Linked DNA regions of Homo sapiens: region 1 is linked to region 2. A link is a contact called in ENCODE Hi-C or POLR2A ChIA-PET data. All regions are on one chromosome and are shown on one strand. Each heading gives the region's core, a stretch centred on a gene start or an enhancer-like site at or near the end of the contact. The rest is flanking DNA. Distances are from core to core; before and after follow the strand shown. Region 1 has its middle 52 kb from the start of C9orf50. Region 2 overlaps IER5L-AS1 (IER5L antisense RNA 1).

Region 1 (3,088 bases), core at 536-3,035, 310 kb after region 2:
AACATTAGCCAGGCATGGTGGTGCACACCTGTAATCTCAGCTACTCAGGAGGCTGAGGCGGGAAAATCCCTTGAACCCGGGAGGTGGAGGTTGCAGTGAGCTGAGATCATGCCACTGCACTTCAGCCTGGGTGACAGAGTGACTCTTTCTCAAAAAAAAAAAAAAAAAAAAAATGTTCTGAGACTCTGAGATGCATGAGGCTGTGGCTGGCAGGCAGAGGGGAGCCCGAAGGAGCCTTGAGGGACATAGGACCAAATACCATCTTTGTAGGAGGCCTGGGGAGGGGCAGGGCCTTGCTCAAGGTCACACCACCTAGTGGAGCCTCAGGATTGGAACTCACATCCCCTGCTCTCCAGCCTGGCGCCTCCCTTCCAAATGCAGCCTAGTGCTGGGAAAGGAGAGGGTGGCAGGCTGGCTCTGGGCAAAGACACTCCCCTTCTCCTCTTTGCTTCCCTCTCCTTCCTCTGTCCCTCCCCACTCTTCCTCTCCAACCAGGAGGCTGCCGAGCCAATGGCTCAGCGAGGGCTGGGGAGCCCTGACCTCCACCCACGCTCTACGATCTGTCAGCACCACTCTGCTAAGACCTCCCAAACTTCCGCACCCCCGCAGGCTGACAGGGCTGCAGGTGCCAGCGCTGACCTCCCGCTGCTCCTGTTCCTCTCCTTCCGCAGGCACCCCTCGCCCCCCACCGCCACCTCCAGCCGGGTTCTGGGGTCCTCCTGGGCCACCTGCTTACTGTGTGTCCCTGGACACGGCGTCTCCCCTCGCTGAGTTAGTTTCCTCATTTGTAAAACGGGGATATGGCCCGTCTCCTAGAGTGACCGGGAAGATCGGTGGTATCAACGCAAACTACAGCCCGGCAGCTTCCAGGCGAACTCACTTCTCAGGACGCCTCTCCTGCTGTCCTCTCAAAGCGGGGGACGAAGCCACCACCACCCAGTTTACAGATGGGGAAACTGAGGCTCAGGGAGATCTGGAAACCTTCCCGGGCAGCTGGGCTCCGAACCCAGGGCTGCGAGCACAAGGGCTGGCTCCCGCCCCCGGCCCTGGTCCCTCCTTCCCCGGGGCATGGCCCGGCCGTGCCAGGCGCTCGGTGACAGCCCCCGCGGGGGAGGCCGGGCTGGGAAAGGAGAGGGCAGCGGGCGGGGGCGCCTGGCCGCGCGGGGTCGGCCGCGGGTCGATACGGCGGCAGGATGAATGGGAGAGGGGAGCGCGGGCGGGAGGAGGAGGGAGGAGGAGGGGGAGGAGGGAGAGGCCGGAGCAGGGGGAGGGCCCGCCCCCGCCGCCCCCCAGGCCCCCGCCCCGCCCAGCGGGCTTGGCCGGGTCTGCAGCCCTCAGCGCCAAGCGCGGCCCCGCGGCCCCACCGAGGGATCGATAACTAATTTCACCGCGGCAGCCGCCCCAGTTTTTTCCCGATAATTGCGCGCCGGCAGCTGCGAGCAAGGCCCCCAGCCCGGCGCGCAGCCCCGCCCGCGCGCGATCAATTGACACCGCCACCGGGCGGCAGGAAAACTCATTTTTCTCTCCCTCCCCGGCTCCGGGTGGGCGCGGGCTGAGCTCTGCCAAGGGCCGGGGGCTACGCGGGGCCGGGGCCGGGGCCGGGGCCGGGGCCAGGCCAGGGAGGGAGGGCAGGGCCCGAGGAGGGGGCGGGGGCGCGGGCGCGGGTGTGGGAAGGAGGCTTGCAAGGAATCCGAGGAGGCGGGGTGCCTCAGTTTCTTCACTCTACCACAGGGGCGTGGCCGAAGGCGTCAGGGACGTGGGGTGCGGGCGGGGCTGTCCCAGCCCCTCTCAGCTGTTGGCGGACTGGCTGGCTGGTGGGAGGAAGGGCTAAGTCAAGCGCCACGGCCTGAATGCGTGGGTTCGACTCTGGACTCCCACCAGGGACCACTGTGTGAGGTTGCATCCGTTCCTCTGGACTCCCACCAGGGACCACTGTGTGAGGTTGCATCCGTTCCTTCCCTTCGTCTCTTCCTCTCTGAGCCTCAGTTTCCCCATCTTCTGAAAGGGGCCTGGCATATCCTGGGCAGGCAGATGGTGCATCAGAGGCAGTGATGCCCACAAGGAAGTGCTCCCCACAGGTGGCTTGGAGGAAATCCTCCTTCCTCAGCACTCATGGAGGCCCCCTGTGGGCCAGGCACTGTTATAGGCCTTCCGGGTGAGGACCAAGCAGTGACCACAGCTGACAAAACCCCTACCGTTGTGGAAGGAACATTCTACTGAGGCCATGGACGTACAATACCCAAGTAAGCAGTGAGAAGATGCCACTTGCCATGGAGAAAAATGAAGCAAGGTCAGCAGGACAGGGTGTGGGGTGCAAAGGCAATGCAGCCCCCAGGACCCATGGTGGGCCTCACCCTAGGCCCTCCTTGCAAAGCTCAGAGCTGCTCACTCCCAAACTGCCGGTTGTTCAAGGTCATGGGAAACCTGCAGACTTGGCATTTTCCAATGAGGATGGCCAGGAGGAGAGAGACCAAGAGGAAGGAGAAGCCAGGAGGTGGGGTGGGACAGTCTCCCTCTGGAAGAGTCCATAAGAGGGCCAGAGAGAGAGAGAGGGGTGGGGACTGGAGGGCACCAGGGCAAAGGGGGTACAGTCAGAGCTCCAATGGACACAGTGTCCTGGGGGGTCAGGTCAAGAGAGACTTGGGTTTGCTGGCCTGGTCCCAGCTGGGCCAGTGAGGCCCAGGGAAGGGCAGGGGCTCGCCCAGCCACAGTACTTATGGGGGACAGAGATGGGCTCCTAAATCCTGCCACCAGGCACAGAGAAGGGCAAGAGGGGCCAGAGAGGAAAGGAGGAAAGAGACTCATGGAGCGGGGGTGCCATTCTCTGTTTAGAGGGGTCAGGAGCCCCAATTTGCTTCCCAGAGGCCAGCTAAAGCTTCCTGGGAGCACCATGGGTGGTGCTGGGACTTCTACAGGACTCAGCATGACTCAAAGGGCCCTGGGGAATGTGTTCTGTTCCCCAGTCCCCCACCCCCCAGCTACCAGAATGACAGAGGCTCCCCGATGGAGGTGGGTAAGCCGGGCAGGGGTGGCGGCCTAAGGCTGCTGGGGAAGTGGGGTGTTCCAGGACTGAGCAGACCTCCTCCCC
Region 2 (2,968 bases), core at 42-2,541:
TAACTCTGGCTCAGTCCTCAGGTCCCTCTTAAAGGTCACCTCCTCAGGGAGGCCTGCCCTGCCTGCCCCTCCCCCAGCTCCTTTTTATTTCCTACGTGCTCATGGCTCATGAGTTTTCCTTTCAGGGCATTTATGGATATTTGTGGCTGCGTGTTTGTTTGCCTGTTTATTTCTTTAACGTCTGTCTCCCCAGCCAGACGGTGACCTCTTTCAGGACAGGAATGTTTTGTTCACAGTTGTAGCCTGGGTATCTAGCACAGTGCCTGGCACACAGCAGACTTACAGAAAACTGTTGAATGAATGAATGAATGAGTGAATGAATGAAGGAGTGCATTTCCCACTTCTTCCTAAAAGTGAAACAGATTTCAGCTCATTGAAACTCCTGGCTAGGGGGTATTTGTTGGTCTCAGGCCCTGCTCTGGGCCCTGGGGAAGCCAGGTAAGAGGGACGCGGTCCCTCGGTGCAGCCATCTGTTTCTGCCTCCATTGAACTCTCTCAGGCTTACTTAGAAACAGAGGTTTTTGAGAATCCATTTTCTCATTTCAGATTCTCCTCCACGTGGAGTGGGAAGTCGGCAGGTATCATCTCCACTGCTTCACAAGATGCTTTTTCCCAGAGAGGCAAAAACGCCCGTGAGGGTGACCCGGCTGGGAGGCAAACCCTGTCCTGCCCCCAGCTCTTGGCACTGTAACTTTCTTTCTGCCCCTGCACCCAGAAATGCTCATCTGTGTCTACCTCCGGGAACTCAGCAGCCTGGATGCTGCATGAGACCCTGAGGGACTGCAGTACCATCTTCCCAGTTTGTCGACAGGCACGTTGAGGCAGGTACTGGGATCAGGCTTGGGCAAATGAGCCTCTGAGAGGGTGGATCCTTCACTTACGAATGAGGTCCTTCTTTCCATAGGAGCAGGAAAAAGGCCGTTTGTCGTAAGGGTCACTGCTGTTACTGGTCACCTCTGGGTGCGAGTCCTGGGCTAATCGCATATCTTGCGGGACCCTGACAACTCCCCCATTTATCAGATGAGGCAAAGCAAGGCTCAGTCACTTGCACAACGCATATCGCTAGTAAGCGTTGCTGGTGGGATCACACTCAGCACTTCATAGGCAAAGAAAATCCCAGGAGTGCCGAGGAAACGCTGTCAAGATGTCAAAAATACGCGGTAAGACGTCAGCCCGGTGAGCATCCTCCGCACTGCGGACCGCCCGGGGTCGGGGTCACCCGGGCCCCGCCCCGAGCTTGCTGTCGTATCGGCCCCGCCCCACCCACGCCCTCCCGGCCCCTCCTGCTCCGGGCGCGCTCGGCTCCGCCCCCACGGGCAACACGGCCTCCCATTGGCCGCGGTTTCCATGGTTACGCGGGCCGGCGGAGCTGCGGGCTCCCAGACACGTGTCCCCGGGAGCCGCCCAGAATTTGACAGGGGACCATGTGCGCGGCAGCGCGGGAGCGAGACAAAGGACCGGGGGAGGCGGGGAACGAAGCCGGGCGGAGGGGTCCGCGTGGCCCGGGCGGGGATGGGCCCCGCGCTTCTCCTGCGAGCAGGGCACCCCCTCTTCCTTTTTATTTTGAAGGAAAGGGAAAAAAGGAATTGCTACGGAAAGAGAGGTGGGAGAGGAACCCAGTCAATTTCACCTGCTCCCCTTCCTCCAGGAAGAATCGGGTACGCGGGCATCTGAGAACCCGCAGGGTTTCTGCTTATGCCTCCCGGCCCTGAGTTTCTAACCCCACATTGACCTCAGACCTTGAGGTTTAAATTCTGTTTCTCTGTCTTGTTCTAGAACCGAAAGCTTAATAAGTGTGGTTGTTTTGATATTCGAATCATGAGACCCAAGGCATCGTAGGGGACCTCGCCTGCATCCATTCGCCTATCCATCCTACAGCAGCGACTGCACCCCTGATTGTGATGACGAATGCACCCCCATCCTTGGGCTCCGTGCCCACTGCTGGGCTGGGCTGCTCCCTCAGGTGCGGCAGCCAGAGGAGGTGTGGACTCCCATCCCACGCGTTTATCCTCCTGCAGCCTCTCGAGCTTGGTGGCATAGCCGTCCTTCCAGTCCCCAAGCCAGATGTCCTTGATGCCCCTTCTCCCAGCCCCATCCCCATCGCCAGTTGTATCAGTTTTCTATTGCTACTGTAACAACTCACTACAAATTGAGTGGCTTAAAACAACACACATCTACTCTCTTACAGTTCTATAGGTCAGAAATCTGACATGGTCTCAGAGGGCTAAATTCAAGGTGTCTGCAGGACAGTGTTCCTGCTGGAGGCTCTTGAGGGAGAATCGGTTTCCTTGCCTTTTCCAAGTATAGAGGCCGCCCACATTGGCCCCCTTCCGTCTTCAAAGCCAGCAATAGCTCCGAGTCTTTCCTCCCTAGCATCGCTGTGACGCTGACTCTCCTGCCTCCCTCTTCCACATTTAAGAACCTTGTGATTACATTGGTCCTCCCAGATAATCCAGAATAATCTCCCCATCGCAAAATCAGCTGATTAGCAACCTCAATTCCACCTGCAACCTTAATTCTCCCCTGTCATGAAATATAAGAAGGAGATCCATATGTTCCGGGGATTGGGATGCAGACATTTTGGAGGCATTGTTCTGCCGACCACGCCATCCTGACAGTTTTACCTCTGGAATCTCTGCAGTCCACCTCCGCCTCGCCATTCCTGCACCACTCCCTTTCTGGTTACCCGCTATTTTCCCAAGATGCCTTCAGTAGCACCTATCCACTGTTGTCATCTCTCTAACCTCCCTCTGTCCACAGTCCCCTGGGCCCCCACTCCAAGACAAAGATGCAGATGTCGCTACTTCCATGGCACTGTCATCTGCAAGGGAGCATCCTAACTCTCCTTGGGCACACACAGGCCCTCAACCTGCCCTACCCCATTGGTTCCTCCGGATCCATGACCCCTCCCACCCTCCGCCTCACACCCCTGTGCTCCCTTAATAGTAAATCACTTCTGGTTCTCTTA

Evidence for each region. A loop is a pair of places that touch in the nucleus more often than their neighbours do. ChIA-PET counts read pairs that join two places held with the same protein, here RNA polymerase II (POLR2A). Pooled maps may share reads with other maps.
Region 1: a loop to region 2 is called in a pooled map, with 2.1 times the contacts of the local background. The contact joins two enhancer-like sites. A Hi-C loop is called at or near these places in 1 of 50 pooled maps. POLR2A ChIA-PET finds 5 or more read pairs at or near these places in 2 of 52 experiments (PC-9 and naive thymus-derived CD8-positive, alpha-beta T cell).

The regions. Positions count from the first base shown.
Region 1 is chr9:129,567,630-129,570,717 of GRCh38, forward strand. No RefSeq gene overlaps it. Among named protein-coding and RNA genes, the nearest start is that of C9orf50, 52 kb to the right of the region's middle. RefSeq lists enhancers at 2,185-3,048, 3,049-3,088, 3,061-3,088. Within about 2 kb of position 1,786, at least 29 of the 41 ENCODE cell types and tissues checked have a DNase peak (open chromatin) inside an H3K27ac peak, as active enhancers do.
Region 2 is chr9:129,257,225-129,260,192 of GRCh38, forward strand. IER5L-AS1 (IER5L antisense RNA 1) reads left to right here. Exons shown (of 7, transcript NR_187590.1): 4 at 547-578; 5 at 1,105-1,160; 6 at 1,570-1,658; 7 at 1,777-2,968. Among named protein-coding and RNA genes, the nearest start is that of IER5L-AS1, 22 kb to the left of the region's middle. RefSeq lists a silencer at 1,200-1,249 and an enhancer at 1,383-1,921. Within about 2 kb of position 1,292, at least 4 of the 41 ENCODE cell types and tissues checked have a DNase peak (open chromatin) inside an H3K27ac peak, as active enhancers do.